Regions from separate parts of the Mus musculus genome. Here regions 1, 3, 4 and 5 are each linked to region 2. The links are chromatin loops, found by intact Hi-C in ENCODE. Cell type or tissue: gastrocnemius. All regions are shown on one strand.

Evidence for each region. Peaks named below come from ENCODE experiments on the same cell type or tissue, not always from the same donor. Only the 100,000 strongest peaks of a DNase experiment are listed, where the experiment ranks them.
Region 1: it touches region 2 in a loop (7-fold over the local background); 16 of 42 quality-filtered maps call a loop at or near these places.
Region 3: a loop joins it to region 2, with 2.2 times the contacts of the local background. A loop is called at or near these places in 8 of 42 quality-filtered maps.
Region 4: a loop joins it to region 2, with 6 times the contacts of the local background. A loop is called at or near these places in 30 of 42 quality-filtered maps.
Region 5: a loop joins it to region 2, with 4 times the contacts of the local background. A loop is called at or near these places in 5 of 42 quality-filtered maps.

What each region holds. Positions count from the first base shown.
Region 1 is chr3:123,156,951-123,160,950 of GRCm38, reverse strand. The region is part of intron 1 of Synpo2 (synaptopodin 2); the gene reads left to right. Among named protein-coding and RNA genes, the nearest start is that of Synpo2, 77 kb to the left of the region's middle. In gastrocnemius, CTCF peaks have their summits at 1,603 (motif pointing right) and 2,167 (motif pointing right); DNase peaks (open chromatin) are centred at 1,602 and 2,182; H3K4me3 peaks cover 998 bases; H3K27ac peaks cover 3,345 bases.
Region 2 is chr3:122,937,550-122,941,549 of GRCm38, reverse strand. The region is part of intron 14 of Usp53 (ubiquitin specific peptidase 53); the gene reads left to right. Among named protein-coding and RNA genes, the nearest start is that of 1810037I17Rik, 15 kb to the right of the region's middle. In gastrocnemius, a CTCF peak has its summit at 2,162 (motif pointing left); a DNase peak (open chromatin) is centred at 2,129; H3K4me3 peaks cover 308 bases; H3K27ac peaks cover 3,143 bases.
Region 3 is chr3:123,351,702-123,355,701 of GRCm38, reverse strand. Sec24d (Sec24 related gene family, member D (S. cerevisiae)) reads right to left here. Exons shown (of 23, transcript NM_027135.2): 16 at 2,216-2,312; 17 at 1,981-2,126; 18 at 617-755. Among named protein-coding and RNA genes, the nearest start is that of Mettl14, 32 kb to the left of the region's middle. In gastrocnemius, a CTCF peak has its summit at 2,340 (motif pointing right); a DNase peak (open chromatin) is centred at 2,322; H3K4me3 peaks cover 82 bases; H3K27ac peaks cover 2,532 bases.
Region 4 is chr3:123,101,199-123,105,198 of GRCm38, reverse strand. All of the region lies in intron 4 of Synpo2 (synaptopodin 2), which reads left to right. Among named protein-coding and RNA genes, the nearest start is that of Myoz2, 68 kb to the right of the region's middle. In gastrocnemius, a CTCF peak has its summit at 1,798 (motif pointing right); a DNase peak (open chromatin) is centred at 1,798; H3K27ac peaks cover 2,342 bases.
Region 5 is chr3:123,320,448-123,324,447 of GRCm38, reverse strand. The region is part of intron 8 of Sec24d (Sec24 related gene family, member D (S. cerevisiae)); the gene reads right to left. Among named protein-coding and RNA genes, the nearest start is that of Sec24d, 55 kb to the right of the region's middle. In gastrocnemius, a CTCF peak has its summit at 2,130 (motif pointing right); DNase peaks (open chromatin) are centred at 2,056 and 2,634; H3K27ac peaks cover 2,149 bases.

The sequences.
Region 1 (4,000 bases), 220 kb before region 2:
AGGGAGAGCCGCCTATTTATGGATATTACTGGTATTAATAGAGTATCACAAAGATTATTCTGTCCGGTGTGAGGAATCCCCACAGTAAAGTATCCAGGATCTTAAGATAAATAAGCACAATGGACTTGTGGATTTAGATTTTCTGCAATCTGAGAGTTTAAGTGATGGGTGTTCTTTCTACAAGGTCATTGGTATGCTAGCATGGCTCCTGACTTAAAAGCTGATTATAAGGACTTGGAAAAAAAGCCATCCATTTTTAAAACCTGAAAAAAGGTTGAAATGTCAACAAAAATTACCTTACATGAAAAAAATTACCTTACCTGCTTCTTTAGAAGTTAGATCAGTATGTGTGTGTGTGTGTGTGTGTGTGTGTGTGTGTGAGAGAGAGAGAGAGAGAGAGAGAGAGAGAGAGAGAGAGAGAGAGATGGGAAGTGTAAATATCTGATATGTGACCCAAGAGGTTTAGAACCACCACTGCCCTAGGCGTTTTTGTTTAATAATGATAGTAAATATTAATAGCCTTCGGAGCAGTTCACGTGTAGTTTGCACACATCCATCTAGCAAAGGCTTCGCTTGAAATGCATCTTGCTCCAGGATTGTTGATGGCTTTCTTCTTCTTACCAGTTACCTAGTGCGTGCTTTTCAGTGCATAGAAACATTGGGAGTAAACCACGTCTCCTTCACGGTGACCTTGAAATTTCGTGCCAGCATTGTGTTCCTGTGATGCTAAGGATCAGACTCGAGGCCTTGTATATGTGACATAAATGCTCTGCCACTGAGCTATACCCCAATACAGGAAAAGAAGCTCCCAGAGTGTTCCCCTACAGAACAGTCAGGAGCCCAAAAGCTTGACTGCTTCTGACCAGGGTCTGTGATACATTTACTAGTGACCAATAGCCTCACAGTCCTCAATACTTACTTGAACATGAGAATAAATTGTATTCCTTTTCATCTGGGCCCTCTGTGCCACGACGGGCTGCCGGGCTATTCCGATGCCCTGTCTTAACTTCTGTGAAGAGAAGAGCTCAGCAGACGCCTTCGCCTGCTCTTCCACTAATTGCATGGCCTCCTTTCTCAACAAGGAGAAAGAGGAAACCCGAGAGGAAGCTGATTACAGGCATCAGAAGTCCTTGACTGAGGCCAGTTACAAGAAGTCCCACAGAGCTTCATCAGAGGGCAAGTCCCTGGTGACCCTCCTCCGAGAGCAACCATGTGGATTCCTGGCCGGAGCTTCCAAGAGTTGTGACCACTTGGGAGAATTTATTGTGTTCTCTGAGTTCATAATTACAGAGCACCATGTCATGAATTCTTGTGAGGTCCCCTGAGGATTCCTTAATGGCATAATGAAGTCAAGCCAGTTATATCCCACGTCCTAGACCTTGCAGTCACATAACAGGAGGGATTGCTCCAAACTGCAAAACCAGCTGCTGTCATTGCTGTCGGCCATTTTGCCCCTATACTTCTTGGAGCCGTGTTCAGAGCTTCTTGGTCCTGGTGTAAGTAAAGTGCCTTGACTTGGCACAATAGAGTTCTCTGGTTTAGGACCTAACAAATTGGAAACCCAGTTTGCATCCAAACAAACTGTGAGTTGCTCTTACGTGTGACCACTTGAGGGCAGCACCGTCTTAGGAGCTCACAATCCAGCCAAAGTAGGAGCTACCCAGGGAGGTTTATATACTGCTGGAATTCTGGGACTAAACTGTAAGCGATTAGAAGACACTTCTGACATATCAGCTCTAATTCAGATGCGGAGATTTTTATTTATTTAACTGTAGTCTATAGATTTTTATATAAGATAAAATTGAGGCAGGCATGAGAGGTAAGCCAATTGTATGCCAAGAGATTTATTTATTCTGTGAATTAAAGTGTTAGTTTTAAAAACAGGTCCAGTATACAAGAAATAAAAGCACTAAATTAAAATATACCCCACAATTAAGCCTGAGACACCAGGAGTGTGTTCCCAAGTCCTTACACACATCTTGGGACACTGGATTCTTCACAGATGATAGATTCCCACTATGGCCTCATCAGGTAGGAAAGAAGGCCCGCTTGCTTTTTTCTCCTCATATTTTGAGGTAACTTTAGTATAAGCCTGAAGCAAGTAGGAAGGCAGGAGGAAGAGAGAGATGAAGCACGCTACTCTGTGTTTGAAAACCCACCAGCAGAGGTCTCCACCACAGGCAGGGCCCTGCCCACTTCCAGATGCGTTGGAGAGCTGGCCTTTTATAGCTTTCACGGGACACCAGGGAGGAGATGGAACTGAGCAGCTGCCAGTGCCCGGTGTGTCTAAGTTCTCTTTCCAAATGTCACTGCTTGTTTGGAAGGCATTATACACTCACCCCTCAGCTTATTTCTCTTCGTGGATCTTGCAGAACACAAACTGTCCTTAAAGACTTACCTTTAGCCAAAGTCCTTTAGGACCTGGGGTGTGACCCAGGCAGATCAGAGAGCAGGCAGATGCTAACCCCAAGTAACTTTTCAGTTGAGCCCAGACCTCAGTGTGTCCAGGAAAATCTCTTTTCTATTCCAAATTGATCATCTATAGAATTTCTCCCTCTGTTTTCTTGCAAACAAACTCATTCCCTTGAACATAGACCAATAGCACCTTTACTCTGCTCGTAGCAACGATGACTGGGAGTGAACTCTTTGGATTCCTCTTTATCTGAAACTCTACCCATCCCTTTGAGTCCCATCAAGGACCTTCCAGCAGACATCTCCCAAGCTGTCCTCCCTTGGGAAAGTTCTCTGCTCTTGTAGAAGAAGGACCACATTCCTCTTTCCTACCAACCGAGTGCTCCCAATTCCCACCAGGTCTCCAGGAAACAGTCTCCCTCCCTCCCCTTCCTCCATCCTGCCCTCGGTGGATCCTATCCCCGCTACTTGAGCAGCAACCTCTTCTGTGAGCCTTCCTCCTCAGGAGCCCAGAGCTCCTTCCCCAAATCACAGCCCTAAAGCCATGACATACGCGTTGATCTGAAACCTCCCACACCAATAAGATTTTAAAACGGATTTAAATATCTTTGTCACTTTAGGATGTTCAATCTGATTTGCTTGTTAGCCTGTGGGAGCTATAACAAGCATTTACAATGTATTGGGGGGTGGGGGGGCAGCTGAATAGAGCCAGGGGACTGCCTGTGATGGAGACCTCTGCTCCTCTGTTTTCAAGGACGGAATGGATGTACTGCTTTTCTTCCTGTGTGTGGGAGAAATATACACACACACACATACATACAAGTGCACACACACACACACATACAAGTGCACACACACATACATACAAGTGCACACACACACATACAAGTGCACACACACACATACATACAAACACACATGAATATACATACACATACACATACAAACATACATACACACACCAACACACACACATGGTGGGGGGTGGGCAAGGAAGGCCATAGGCAGCTTTAAGTATGTGTTCTTTCTAGGACCATCCTCTTTGTTTTTGAGACAGGGACTCCCATTGTCCCAGATCTAGTCAAACAGTCCAGTCTGCCCAGGGACTTAGCTGCCTTTACTGTGGCAGTGCTGGAATCACACGCATGTGCTACCAACCAGGCCTTTTGACGTAGGTTCTATGGACAAAACTCAGGTCTGCCTGCTTGAAGGGGAAGTGTACCGACCGAGCCGTCCCACAGCCCTCTTTTCGAATAATCCCTTCTCCTAGGTTCTAGAGAACACACACTCATCTTTGCCACTTTACCTCAGGTTCTCTCGGCCCACATCCTCCTTAAATGAGGGAGATCTTCAGCCATTGGCTCCTTAGTTTTCTCTGTACTCATTTTTACAGAGCTCACCCAATCCTACATGGTTAGGCCTCTTTGCCCTCAACGCCGCCATTTCTAACCCTCAGCTCTTTTCCAAGCTACAGCCATGGCTTTCGTTTCTACACCTGGACACTACATCTTAGGAAAAAATGACAAAGGTGAGTAAAACTCGGCAGCTTCCCAGCTCTGCATCCCAATATGATCCCCACCCAGACCTA
Region 2 (4,000 bases):
CATTGGTTTGCAAGTGTATGTTCCAGTCTTCCTTACCAGTGTTTTAGTGCCTATCCAAAGGACAATTGCCAAATCCTCCTGTGGTAGCTCATTTTCTCTCTTCTCTTCTCTTCTCTCCCCTCCCCTCCTCTCCTCTTTTTTCCCCTCCCCTCCCCTCCCCTCTTCCTCCCTCCCTTCCTTCCTTCCTTTCTTCTTTTTCTTTTTTTAAACTTATTTTTGTGGATGCCGTTTGTGTTTCTGTGAATGTCTGCCACGTGTGTGGGTGCCCAGTGAGACCAGTAGAGGCCTTAACTTTGTATTCCTAGAGGTATTATGTAGCCTTACCTCCATATGATAAGTTCTGCAAATGCAAGGGTATTCTTGAAGTTGCCATAGTGGTATTTGAAATTTTTAGCTTCAGTTTAAAAATAAATTCCTTGTGGGATTTTAAATTCTTTCGAATACAATAAAAGAAATACATTAAAAGCATGTTGTCAAAAATAATCATACACAAAGAACATATTTGATATATGCAAAGCTGGAATGGTATAGATGTGGCAGTCATGAGATAATTGTAATAAGAAATAATAGAACATAAATCATGGTGCAGCTTTGCTTTCTTTGGTAGATGGGTAGAAGGTGAATTTTGAGCACTGAGAAAATTATTTGGTCATAAACTAAGGCAGTACCAGTGTCTAGAAAGATGACTTAAGTGGGTAGGCATACATAATAGAGAAAAGGAAGGAAGCCATATTTGGGCACAAGTAGATGCACCACTTAACAAAATGGGAAAATAAAGGGTGAATGGAAGAAGGGATAACATGTTAATTTTTAATTCATTGAGCTCATCACCTTGATAAATGGGCTTTATTTTTCAGTGAAGAACGAAGTTTAGAAACAAGAAAAAAATGTGTGTTTTGTAGCCATCACTTATAGGATTGACTACCTTATGTTTGAACAGAATATCCAGTAAAATTGTAAGTGGCAAAATAAGAATAGATGGAAGCAAAGAAGCTGGGTAAGAGAACGGTGGGAGTCGCAGGCAGAGCAGGAGCAACTGCTGGAGGTCTGGAGTCTCGGCACCTGAGAAGGCAGAGGAGAAAGCAGCAGAGGAGCTAGAGGGCTGGGGAGCTTCAAGGAAGGCCACAGACAAAACAGAGCCTAAAAGTACCAGCTTGGGTCTGCAACAAGTCACCAGTTAGTGATAAGGAAGTGTTGGCGACTGTGGTACTGTGGAGGTAGCAGTGAGTTATGTAGAAATAAACAACCACTCTGTATATAACTTATTTTCAAGTGTCTAAAGGAGGGGGATTTAATGTTTGATTATTTAGCGGATGTTTGGGTAAGCTTTGTATCTCTCTTAGTTTTTAAAATTTTTTCTGAACTTTCTGAAATATAATTTGTACATTTTTAAAAACTAAACTTGTACTATTGGAATTGTTTTATAATAAATAAAAATATCTGTTTTTTTCTTTAAAATGTAATCCCAGTGAAAAAGGAAGTTACTGATTCCTGTCAGTTTATAACATCACAAAATTTAGGTATCGTAGCACAGATTACTGTATACTAAGTTCCTTTTGGTATATGGGAAAAATATTTTTAGACAGTTAGTGTTTAATAATATTTCTGAAATAATTTAATATTGTTTTATTTGTAAATTAAGTCAGTGGTTAGATTCCTGTTCTTGAATGCTTAGCATTTGTAATTATAAGTTGAAATAAGTCTGTAAGTTGAAAACTATAATAATTACCATTATATATTTAAATCTCACTACAATAATGAGTGAAAATTGCACAGTCTAGGCAGATTTAAGTTATATTTCTCTGTGAGCCTGTTCTGAAAATGAACCATGTTTTCAGATAAGGCATATATTTCAACTTCTTGAATATTGTGTTACGGAGTTTTTACAAAATCAAAATTAACCTTAGTTAATTTGTTTGCCTTAATATTGAGGTCTCTACTATGCCAAGTGTTAAAATCGGACTATCAGATTTACAAAGAACATGGAGCCAGAATTCCCTGCAAGACATGTGGATGTCTATGTCAGCAGCAGAGAAAAATAACACACCTATTTTTAAGTTAGTTGGAATTCTGAAGTCAGACCAGTGGGTTGAATGCCAGCCATGGTGATATTAAATTCTCAAACATATTTATAAACCCTCTGCTGCCTCCTGCTGCTTAGTGTGTGAATAGTTAGTGCAAGGAGAGAATTGAGGCTTTAAAGTAATTAATTTTTGTCTTGAAAAATGTTTATGTTTACAAACTATATTTGTATTTATTGGGTACGAAGTGAAATGAATTTTTAATCAATATGAAAGTATTAAATCATGCTAATCTATAGCTTTAAAATTCTAAATCATTTCTAAAATTTAACTTTCTGATCATATTGATTTTTTTTTTTTCTTTAGAGTAACAGTTTTCTTAATTGTAGTTTCCAGTTGAATTTTGAAAGATCAGGATTGTTTGTTTTTAATATAACAAAACGATCTATTTAGGGATAAAAAAAGGCGCCTAAGTTAAAGTAACTCGGTTTATAACCGTCATTTTTCTGTTTTCATTTGTTTTCTTTGTAGGCTTCAATTCATAGATCTGATGTTCAGATAAATTTAGAACCAGGGGAATAAAGGGAAACAGATAAAATGGCTGATGAAAAAGTCAGCTAAAGTACAAAAGGAAGCAAAAATTTTCAATTGTACAATGTATTGGTAACTCTTAAGTATTTGGGTATTTTTCCTTGGCATTAACTTGTTAAAGAATATCGTTATGTGGTATGTACTGGTGGGCTATGTTTAGGCTGCAGGGGCAGGAAGGTCATGAATTCTAGGCCTGCCTGAACTGCACCTAAAAAAACGTAGGTAGACAGACAGACAGACAGACAGATCAATGATGTCATCTGCTGTTTAAACTAATGGCTTTGTTTCATCTGCATGACAGGTGGTTAGGGCTTGTATGTTAATAGTACGTGCAAATGCAAGCTGAGAGATGCCTTTCAGCTAACCTTGGATAAGCTAGCATTGGTTACGTTTCCTAACTTCCCACAACCTGCTTCCTCAAGTTTGAAAGGGAAATTGATTTTGCAAAATACTTAAGGCTGACATTTTAAAAAAAACGAACACTATTGCTAGTTAACTGGAGTTGGCAGTCAACATTTCAAAGGAATTGTGGGAAATGTATTTTGGAACATCTTTATACCCTTAGAAAAGGATTGATCTGCAACGGGGTTTTGTTTCTGAGGATTATATCAGCATTTCCTATGCTGGTGGTAGAGAAAAATTATTTTTAAATATTTATTCACTTAGAGAAAAATCTAATGCATGGTGACATAAACAAAACTTCTTTGGGGTAGAAATCCAAAGTCTTGAAAGAATAGTAAAGGCAAACCTAGGTAATGGGATGAGGGATGTTCGATTTTAAACATTGCTTCCAGAACAGATAGTGAAAGGAGTAAGGGGTTGAAATGCCTGGCTGCATCTTAATGGTTTGTGTTCAGACTGTCATGTTAATGGTCTTTTCATATCTTGCTTGACACAGATAGCAGTTGGAAAATGTCAGAATTTGTTTGTTCTAAAAATAACCAGCACTTCTTTGACCCTACACACATATGTGATAGTTTCTCCAAATATAATTGCAATATAAAATATGACTTAGGCATAAATTTTTTGCAACCTATTTTTATTAAGGGTTCAACCTCTCCTCTAGCCCACCACCCAGCAGAGGTAGTGCAAGAGAAAAGATATTCGGATGTGGGGGAAGTGGACCTGTTCAGCAATAGTTCTTTAGGGGGTGACCTCCATCTTCTTTGGCAGCTGCTACCTTGTATACGGTATAATATTCGCTTCTAGATACTAAATATTTTTTAAAAAGGAAAATGTGATTTGGGATTTTAAATTCACAATGTTACTTAGGAATAACAAGTTGGATTGTAAAGTTATTTTTCACAAGCCTTTAACATTCAAAAAACCTTGATTCTATCATTGTTAGAATTGAGGGTAAATTAAGTCCCACAGGACACAGTATGAGT
Region 3 (4,000 bases), 410 kb before region 2:
CAGAAAAGACAGAAAGTTTTAGAAACTGATCTCTTTGAATAACAACAAAGAACCAGTTTCTGTTATCTTTGGACTACCAAACAAGGATAATGCTCTCTGCTGCTCCTCTTTTGAGTAGTGTGATCTAGGCAAAGAGGGACACTGGTCTAATTATGGCAAAGGGTGACAGCGACCCATATTTATCTTGAGACGACTAGAAATAGAATTCCATACACAGAAAAGACAGAGCAGTTTGTTATCTCCCCAAGTCCTGACTTCTGCAGGCTGGAATGCTCTCTTCCATACCTTAAGTATAGGCTTTCAGAAGGGCAAAGAAATCACCCATCCTGCTTCTTAGTCATCAGGGCCCAGATAATCAACAGTGGCGTAAGTCAGCAGTGCTAGAGAACACACTCACACTCTTACATTACACCTCAGACACCTCACTAGCAAGAAAACTTAGGCCAAATCTGTGTGGCCTGACCCCAGAGAGTCTGGTCTCCCTCATTATGGCTAGAGGAGATGGCCATTCTCCAACCTTCTATTTCACTGGTTCTTGTAGTATTTTCCAGCTTCTAACTAGCTACCCAATGAGTCTCAGCTGACTCACCGAGCTATGAGATTAGCAAGACGCTACCTGACTTGGCAAAGAAGTTGATAAGGGCATCAGTTTCACAGCTCTTGTACAGATCCGCTAGCTGGGTGCTGCAGTTTAAGGCGAGATTGTGAATCCGGAGTCTTCGCTGACCACTGATGGTCGTGTAGAGCACAGCACACTGCAGAAACAACATGGAGACCTGGGTATTACTGACCAGACCCAGCCAAGCTAATTTAATCCCGCTGAAGTGTATAGAATCATACGTACAGATCAATGATTTCTAAAAATTCCCAGTGTCTCTCTGTTACTTTTCAAGACTGAATGATACCTGGGGGAAGGCTAATTAATTCGCTGTAACATTTCAATGGTTTAAGCGATCAAGCCAGTCACATGTAAATATCTGTGCACATTTCACATTGACTTGCATTTCACAGATTTTACTACCATGGACCTACGTCCAGAAACAAAGTCGGCACGCATGCCTGGCTCTGCCCAAGATCACGTCCCATGAAAGAGCATAGCTATTTTTACGGTGCACTCAGGTCTGCTGGAACCCAGCCACTACCTAGGCGCCTGTGATTCAAAACCAAGCATTAGAACTCTGCTCATCCTGGGCCAATCTCTCCACCCTTCCAGTGTAAAGCTGATGTTTGAAAACTCAGATCTTTAAATCGATTTTTCTTATTTTATTTCTTTAACTGATATTTACTCAAAGCCAGTCCTAGCCCACTTGCTTATGACATAATGCTTAGCAGAATCCCAGAGGCTACACTGTGACCCCAATATGCTGACATTCTAAACCCCCAGCCCTGCACCTTAGACTAAGACTTCATTTGGAGGTAGGACCTTTTGTTTTCTTTTTTGAGATTTCTCCCTCCCTTTCACAACATCTCTCCCTTGCCTTTCCTCTCTCCAAATCCTCCTATTCACTCCTTCACTCTCTCCTTAAAACCCATGGCCTCTTATCTCACTACTTGTTATTACATGTACATATGCATGTGTGTGTGTGTGTGTGTTATATTCCCCAGTATAATACTATAACATATAATGTTACTTGTATGCATGTTTTCTGACTTGGCTGTCTGGCAGTGGACAGCCAATTGGTGTGCTCTTGCATAGGGAAGAACGTGGAGGTAGTACCTTTAAAAGGGCAAATTAACTAAAATGAACTAACTAGGGGAGGGTCACCTGACTACAAGAACCTTGGACACAGCCACGTCACAGAGGGCAGTTTGTTGCTGCCTGACCCTTCACCTTGGTGGCCAGGCCATTGACCGCTGTGCCACATAAGTAGCACCTATTTACTGACCTACGGGCAAGTCACGCGCGAGTACTCTAAGGACTCCTGCTTGGGAGAAAGAGTTCTGTTAGGAAGAGAGGTGCACGCTTGGCGGCTTAGTCACCTGGATCAGGGCCCCGACATCTTCACTGAGCTTGTCATCGTGCTTGAACTCCACTGTCACGGCTTTATCGCAGTCGATGGCCGCCATTTCCACATCTGTGGTGTTGTTCATGAATATTCCACCAAAGAAATCAGTGGCCCTGAAACCTACAGCAGAGGGACAAAGGAAGATTTGCCTCTTCTTCTACGACACAGTAACTGTGCAGAAGACGTGAAATGGTGTGTGTGAGGATTACCTGTGCTGGTCCGAACCCTCATGATAGCATCGAAGCCTATTTTCTTCTCAATATCATTCCGGAGGTCGGTCAGAAACCTTTGGCTATCTGAATGTATCTACAAGACAAAGTGTGATCAGTGGCCACCAGGTGGCAGTAAAAGACTCCAAATAATGCTACTTTTAACTCATTTTTTTTTATCACTTTTTATATTTTGATTTAGCATACTTACAGGGATATCTTATGTACATATATGACCTTATGAAAGTACATAATCTTTGGCAGTGTGACTCTTAAGTTTTAATAAATAAAGCCCTTACCTATTTATTCACTTCATAACCTTTGGATGGGAAGATTATTCATTTATTTTGCAAATGAAGCAATAGCATAAGCGAGTCACTCAAGGGTCTAGTGTTAGACACAGGGAACAATGCGTGGTTTAACATATTCAGTGAAGCTGCAGAAAGACGCCGTAAAGGTGGTGGTGTAGGTGAGGGGGGTGTCTTTTATTTGACCATATTCATAGTCTGAAGCTCAGAGTTCATACAGAGTCTAGAGAATAAAACACTTCCCTTGGACTTCTTGACTCCTCTTTTAAAGCATATTTACGAAAGCTGCTCACTGCCCACACCTAAGCAATACTAATGGAGTCCTGGATCATGTGCTACTGAGCTGAGATTCACCTAAAACATGACTTTGCTGACAAGCAGCAGCCAATGATGTGCCTCTGACCTGGTCAGATAGACTTTTATAAGATTCTCAACACTTCTGCTTGACAGGCACAGAGAGGTGCGCGCGCGCACATGCACACACACACACAGATACACACAGATACACACAGACTCTTGTTCTCAATCCCCCAAACAAAGAGAAGAGGAAAGGAAACAGGCATCACAGACAGTACTCATAAAAGATACTTCAGGTACACACCAGATGCCTGCCTGTGTTGTTCACACCCGGCAATATTACTTAATGGAAGATGCTATTACAATTTTTACTTTTAAAGCTAATACGCAAATGCTAAGATATGGTTCAGTCTACAACAAAGCACATAAAAGCTCATATCCAAAATAACACTAACACTGATTATAAAATCTTATATTCCTTATTGCCAGAGGTCTCTCCTATTAGACTATGACAGCACGTCTTTTTTAATAGCACGATGAAATCAATAGTATGCTTTGGTATATTGACAAACAAGTAAAGGGCTTATATCCAAAGTTATATAGAACTAGCACACTACTGAAACATAAGGGGATGAAATCAATAGCGGTGACATCAGTGCCCTTGCCAACACTGCCCTGGACCGCTCTGCACCTAACTCATTCAGGGACGATAGCTTCACCCATGTGGGACTCCAGAGCTACCCCAGCCAGGACTTTAAGGTTTCTGATCAAGTGTATATTCCTCACCGGAGAATGAGCTGAGACACTTGCACTGTGCCTCAAATACTCAGAATTCTGCCCAGACGAATGTTGGATTTTTTCATTATGACCTTATATTCAAGTGTATCTGTAGACATATATTTATCTAGAAGTCTTCAAAGGGTTCTTAAAGCTTTTTGAAAAAATGTATTTCATTCTCAATCTTTGGTCTTACTTCAATCTTAGTTAACTTCTAATACAAATATACAACTGGCTGTTGCTTTATCACTCATAAGCAAAAACAGGCTGAGCATTTGTCATGGTAGGGAAACACCCCTCTATGATCAGTTGCCCTGTGACCTGGTCGGGCCCCTCCTCAGGAGAAGGCAATGCCCATTCTCTGTGTCTAAATTTAGTAAGACGTCAAGGCACAACTGTCCAC
Region 4 (4,000 bases), 160 kb before region 2:
GCAACCGTAGACCACACCTTACATTTCAGACAAGTGTGCTGAACAGACTCCATCAAACAAATTCCCAGCCCTTGTAGGCTGGTATGTGCCAGACTGTGCTCACTGCTACCAGGACCGTAGAGGACCAAGAGAAAACGGAGATCCGTGAGAAAGAACAAAAGAAAACCCTCAAATTTAGTGACAATAATACCGAGTGACAAAAATTCCCGCAAAATTAGGAATTAAGAAGCTGTGATTTGGGGACAGGGCATTGCTCAACAGTACAGTGCTTGCCCAGAAAATATGAGGTTCCAGGATCCATCCCTGATGCTGGGGAGGAAAAAGGGACTGGTTTGATTTGGTATGATCAAAAGATAATCACCTCTTAAGTAAATTCCATGTGGGATTACCCGAGATGATGCAAATACTCTCTCAGCACACAGAGGTGCACACACACACACACACACACACACACACACGCACACAAACCCTTTTATTTTTGAGATAGAGTCTCACTGTGTGTTCCTGCCCTGACAACACCCACTGACCCATTCATTCACTGCACCTCACTGTCCCCAGGCCTGCTGCAACTCCCTCTGGGGACAAAGGGTCAATGACCCGACCTGTTTTGCAGTACTTGATCTTGCCTAAGAGGTATGGTTGCTTTCCAAAGCCAGACTGAAATCTAGGTCTCCACAGAGCAAGCGCCCAGGGCCTGGGAAGGCATAGACACAAGCCTCAGAAGCCATGCAGGGAGGGACGTCAACATGACCACCTCCGCCCAGGGAATTTTTGTGGATTTTCTGGTACTTCTAGAATGTCTATGAGTCAGAAGCAGAAGTCGGAGCTCAGAAGACTCGACCTTTAAAAAAGAATCACAAATCAAAACAAGCTTGGATTTGGAATTTTGTTTCGGATATAATGAAACAGAAATGGCTTAGATTTTCATGTGTGACGTCTAGTCATAGCTAAAGACAAAACACAACTGGGCCCCAAACAGCCAAACCCCAAAAGCCACAACTGGGTCTTGAATTGGTTTACCCTTGGTCATTTTTCCCCAGTGTGTTTCAAATGTATAAATGCCGTCAACAACTGCTCACTCCAGAATAAGATCCACTATTGAGTAACCTGGATACCCCAGGTGTCAGTCTAAGGCATGAATCTGCCATTTTGAGTTTTCTTTTCTTTTTTTTTTTCCCACACTTAGCACCCAAGGATGAATACCTGACCTGCTTGTCAATGTTTGGATATGGCTAACTAATTCTTCACGGCAGCCTAGTATGAGCTCCATCGACGCTGGAATCTGAATTAGGAAAGTCTTGCTGAAAGCCAGCATAATGGTGCAATGGTGAAGGCAGTAAGATTAGGAGTTAAAGGTCTCCCTCAGCTATAGACGAATTTGGAGGCTAGCCTGGGCTTCATGAGTGCCCCCCCCCCCCCCCCCCCCCCCGCATCTCAAACCAAAGCAAGTCAGGAACTAAGTATGAGATACAGGATAAGCCACCATGCCCGTATGTCTTTCTTGTGTTTTATTACATCGTTTTCCAACTTTCATTTCCATGGGAGTAAAGATTGGCATGGCCTTACCTTGGATACTTATTTATTAGATCTGGGTGGGAGCCAGGAATTTGTCATCTGATACTTGTTTGTTTGTGCACCTCATTTTATAAAACGCATTTCTAACACCTGTCTAACAGTCCTTTAAGACTCTTAATAGTTTGTAGGCTCCCCTCATCAAAGACAACCAAACCACGCAGGGCTGTGGGCCTGCTCGGACTCTGTGAGGTGTTAAAGCAAACGTGATTACGCCTAGCGTCCACCAGGTGGCAGCAGACTCTTCTCCCTCGTAGAGCTTCCCAGACCGCCATTCCAAAGTTTGTGGCTCAGCAACTGACTTCCAGTATTGTCCTTGTTGTTTTATTAAAGATAGGAGAAGCCTCAAGATCTGATTTTGTCAGATCAGTCACTACACATCAAGGGTGAGATAAATATTTTTCAGAAGCAGAATTATAGTTTTATCACTTAAGACAGTCTTGAGCGCTTCAGCATCTTTGTAACTCTCAGAGAAGGGATTGTCAAAGAAAAGCTGCCCTTGGTTTGGGGACCTAGACCTGCTAACTCCAATCAAAAGTGGTTTTTAAAGTGACTAACTTAAAATTTGAAATCTCTCTGGAAGTGAGATTTCAAAACATTCTTATTGATCTAAATCAAAGAATTCTGAAGCATTTTGAATGTTAATTAGCCATACTTCCCTTCCTTCTTTTTATCAGGTTTCTTTGAAACAGAGTTCAGGCCAACCTAGACTATGAAGTAAGATTCCCTAATTCTTCTCTCATTCTCATCTCAGAGAGAGAGAGAGAGGGAGGGAGAGAGAGAGAGAGAGAGAGAGAGAGAGAGAGAGAGAGAGAGAGAGAGAGAGTGGCAGACTAATAATATTCCATACAATGATTTCTTTTTTTTTTTTTTCTAGTCTCGGCCTCCCTGAGTGCTGAGATTAAACATAGCCACCATGGCCGGATAAAATGATTCCCAAGCCACAAATCAAGCGAAGTTTGAGAGGAACATTTCGATTATTTGTTAAAAACTTCTTTCCCACTCCTTCTCTGGTGTTTTTGGTTTTTAATGGCTAGATTAGATGCATAAGTACTTCAGACATGCACATTATGGGGGTTTTCTGTTTTCTTCTCCTACTTCCTTCCTCCTCCCGCCCCGGCCCCATGCTTAGAAGGGCTTAGACATTGTGTTGCCTTTACAAGTTGCTGTCTTAGGCTACAATTACCTATCCTTTATCTACTTCAGAAAATTGATCATTCACTTGACAATTCTTACCTACTTTTTCACTTGACAATTCTTACCTACTTTATAGAATTCCTTTTTCTCTAAAATGAAATTTTTTTTGTTTTGTTTTGTTTTTTAAATACAGGGCTTTTCTCTGTGTAGTTCTGGCTGTCCTGGAATCACTCTGTAGATTAGATCCACCTCAAACTCAGAGATCCCCCTGCCTCTGCCTCCCGAATGCTAGGATCAAAGGGGTGCCCCACCACCATCAGGCTGCAAAATTTCTTAAATAAGAAAGTATCTTAGTTACTTGTCTATGGCTGTGCTAAAACTCCATGGTTAAGGCAACTAATTAAAAAAAAAAGCATTTAATCTGGGGTCTCATGGTTCCAGAGCATTAGAGACCATTACCATCATGGCCAGAGAATGGTGACAGGCAGTCACCACACTGGGGCAGTAGCTGAGAGCTTACCTCTGATCCATAGGTGCAAGGCAGAGAGTGAGAAGGCTAAGAACCTCGGAACCTTTGGAACATCAAAGACCACACCCAAGTGACACATCTCTGCCATAACCCTTCCTAAACAGTTTCGTCAACTGTGGAACAAGCACTCAAATGAGAGGCTATGGGAGCCATTCTTATTCAGACCACCACAGAAAGATGTCACTAAAAAAAAAAAAAAAAAAAAAAAAAAAAAAAAAAAAAAGAAAAGAAAAACCTCACCATTTAGACCAGAGAGACATGCAAAGTGAATTAATCACAGTCTTTGTCCATAAGTGCAATGGCCGATTTTATACTTCTCCTCCCTGTCCTATGGCCCCTACATCCTTTCTAACTTGACTTCCGTCCTATCCCCTGAGGAGAGGTGTTCTCCTTAGGGCTGAGTATCCAATAGTCACAGATTCTTAGCACTTTGACAAGTTACGAGCCTTGCATTTACCATTCAGTGTCTACTACAAAAAAGAACTTTCCCATAAATGTAAATATTTAGAAGATAGTTGGACATATGATCATTTAGCAAACCAGCAATAATAGGTTCCTCCATAGACCCTATGAAGTCCCTACCCTTGAATTATTGGCCAGGTTTACAACATCAGGCATGACTCCCTCCTGGAGAGGAGTACCCCAACCCAATCAGAAAGTAGTTGGTTACGTCCATAACAGTTATGCCAGGATTGAACCACTGGGCACGCTTTGACTGGCACTTGAGTATTGTAGTATACAGGGATCAGCACAGGGTAAGAA
Region 5 (4,000 bases), 380 kb before region 2:
AAGTGACAGGGTCACGGAAGGTCAAGGACTAGGATGAACTTGTCTCTCCTGTTTTAGGGCTATCAAGGGTGTGGAATAGTCTATTGATACTATTTTTATTAAAATGTCTTCATTGAACAAAATGTATCCTTTTTGTGTACGTAAAATTACCGCTCAGAGTTGGCCAACAGGGTCCTATAGACTGTGCAAACATTGCAGGCTATTGCCAGGTCTACTGGCTACTCTCCACCGACTGATGGTTAGACCCTATTGCTAAAGAAACTAATATCAAATATGTAGAAATCGCACTGGTGCTAAGTAGAAGTTTCACTCCTAGAATTCATAGTTACTCTCTGCATGCTAGTTGGGGAGAAAAGTAATCGTTAATGTTGCCTAGCTACCAACCCTAGGACCTACAATAGCAATCAGCCTACTAGCACAATAGTAGCAGAAACTTTATGCACATCACTGAGCACTTTTTGCTTGAATGTTAGGCCTAATCCAGGAGATAGAACCCATACCTGATACTGCTAAGGTGGCCAGGAACCTGACACTAGATAGGTCATGGGCCTACAGGAAAACCTACTGCTTGTTATAAAGGGACACAGCAACAAAATGACTCCTGATAACACACTGCTTTACCCACACATCAGAACACTGCTCAGCCCTCATCAGAGAAGCCTCTTCGTGCAGTAGATGGGAACTGTTAACACAGAGACCTACAACTGGACACTGTGCAAAGACTAAGGAGACGCGGGGGCACTCAGCCACCCCCACACAGATATGAGATCTCCATCAACCCCTCCTTCTAGGCTCACGCATCTCTGTGGAAGAGGAGGTGGGAAGATTGTGAGAGCCAAAGGTGATGGATGATGGCCAGGAAAACAGCTTTTTGTTGTTGCTATTGTTATTATTGTTGTTTTGTTTTGTTTTTCAGACACAACAGGATGGATGCACCTCTGAGTTCACAGAGCCCGTGGCAGCACACAAGACCTGCGCAGGTTCAAACCAGACACAATCTCAGCTCTGAGAAGGGGAAGTGGACACGAGACCCCACCCCTAAGAAGCGGTCTATAACTGGTATCTGCGAGTAAAGAAAGAAAAAAATCGTTTTCTCCAGTGGAGTGTCTCTAATTCTATCAACCACGTTTCAGGGCAGGCTCCGTGCCCAGGAACAGCAGGCCAACAGAAAACGAATTCTGTGTTTTTGATGTGTGCACTTTGTGTTTTAGTAATTTTTTTGTGTTATTGGTTTTTGTTTGTTTTTATTTTGGCTTCTTAATGTTTTGGGTTTCTTTTTTTGAAAGGGAGAAGGAGACGAAGAACATGAAATTGGCTGGGGGGGGGAGTAGAGAGGATCTGGGGGAGTTTCATACTAAAATATGTTGTATGAAAAAGAACATTTTAAATAAATAAAAAGTTACTCAGCATTAATATGCTATCATTGATTAAAAACAAAATAACTTTGGATTATTTTCCTACATTAAAGAACCAGGTATTACAGGGTCAGTCAACATGTCCTTAATATCATTGATACAGTATTGTGAGCGTCCCTATTTTAACGATCAGGTTGCTCTCGCTCTTTCAGGCAGTGGTGACAGTCTTGCCTTGGTCTCTGAGCCACTATCTGCCTGAGCGATGCTTCCCGTGCACGGAGCAGACAGGTGACAGACAAGCATGAATGTGCCGTTTCTTTAAGGCCGGGGCATGGGCAGAAAGACCACATTGCCCAACGCCACCAAGAAAAGCTATGGAAGGAGATGTAATACCTGTCACAGATTCCATCTTCAAAGCAAACTCAGATGAGATGCTCAAGAGGATGAATCCCTGTGTAGGAAAACCCATGCAATTTTTTGAGATCTTTAGGCTTTTGTTTGGGCTTCTGCATTGTTACAAACACTGTAAATACAAAGTACATTGAGAGTAAGGGCATAAGCTTGTAATTCGGGCCATAGGGAGGCCTTGGGAGGAAGATTCTAGGTTGAGGGCAAGCCTTGACACAGATCATGTGTCCACAAAACTCTAGACACATAAGTTTTGCTGTAGATTGTCTATCCTAGGACAGAGAGGGGTTACAGAAAGCTGCTAAACAATAAACCCAGGAAGCCAAAAATTTTAAATTGTTTTATAGAATGTGTCCACTAGGTGGCACCATGAGACTGAAATTGAAAACATTTCCCCTGTGGGTAATGTCCAAGATAATGGTCACAACCACTTGTCTAACTTGAGTAACATTTAGCCAAACTTAGAGCAGCTAGTACTTCATAAAATTAATTTATAAATTTTATTAAAATTATCCAACAGTTTAAAACTATTCTAAAACAAATTAATAAAAGATAGATTAATATATATTATAGACATATATTTCATAGAAATTAAGACAGTTTACCAAACTTACTAAGATAATAGGAAAAACTGTATTTTAAATGTTTCTACTATTTTACCAACTTCTCCTTGACTCTGCATAGGAAAACAAAGATGCTGTTGAGACTGAAAGGCACCAGCACAACAGGCAACGTCATAGTAACCTAAAAGCCAAGGGTGTAAAGAGGCCAGCACTCCCACAGCGGCACCCACCTCCTGTTCTGTACCCTGGCAATCAAGGGACACAGCAACAACAGAGCGGACAGTGCCCAGTGCTGAGTCATGGCTCTGGGCAGCACTGTGATGGAGAGGAGAAAAGCACAGTACTGGTGCTGATGCTGGTACGAGGCCCAGCAACCACGCCTAAGATTAGTCACCTCCTGGCCAATGGCAGCCAGGATACTGTGGGTGAGCGCCTGCCCAACTCTTCTTATTTCTTGTCTTTGCCTCACTAGACACTTTCCTTAAATTTTTAATTAATATATAATTACATCATTTCCTCCCTTTCCTTCCCTCCCACCAACCCCTCCCACGTTTTCTCCCTCCAATCCTTCCCTCTTCATTCTCTCTCACATTCATCAACTCCCTTATTTAATATATATTAATATATTGATTAATTATGTATAATTAACCAATATTTTAATATATTGACTTTTATATATCCATGTATGTAAGTATACCTATGAGTACACACACATATATGCACACATATAAATATATAGCTATAAACTACTGAGATCATTTAGTTTTGTTTGTATGCATAAAATTTCAGGGTTGACCACTTGGTATTGGATAACTAAGTATGAGACCCATCTCTGGGAAAGAATAATTCTGAGAAATGAGAGGGAAACACCATCCACAATATTGCTAGAACAACATGGCTGCCTAAAGAAGACCTGAACAATGACATCACCAGTAGACAAGCTACCATAGAAGGGTAAAACTGCACGAGCCCCCTCCCTCCCCCAACCCCACCCCTCCCCCACCTCTCCCCCATCCCTAAGCACATTCTTTACCTTTTAGCCCCATTCACACGCACAAGCGCGCGCGCGCACACACACACACACACACACACACACACACACACACACAAGTTCTCTTCCCCACCCCCACCTCCAGTCACTTTCCCTCTTTTTCAGTATTTCTTTCCACAAATTGCATGATCTTGTTTGAGGAGAGTGTGTAAACATTAGACCGTGTGTTGTTAGTCTCCATCCCAGAAGACTGGTGGACACCCTGGTTCCTGTACAGCTCGAGGAGCGACTTTCCCGACTCTGCACCCACGCACATAGCCTGGCAGCACAGGGTTCAGGTTTGTTCCTCCTCACACGGGGCTATTGGTTTGCCAGTGACGTCAGCAAGCCCTGCCACTAGAATGAATTCAGCGTTGCGTGGCATAATCTTTAAAAGTTTCAAATGGAGTGCTCGTACTGGTCCCAAACTCCAGATCACAGGCTGTGTCCGGGGCTTCATTCTGGGCCAGTATCTTCAGAAACCATCCCAGAGTCCCTGTCTCTGGCTCACGACCTCCAGCTCTGACGTCGCAGAGCACAGGGTCACATGATCTGAAACCGGAAGGCCTTTCTCTGGGTGCTGCTTCACAGCCACATTAGCCTCAAGTTTCTTCCACAAGGAGACCCTCAAGAGCGTAGGAGTT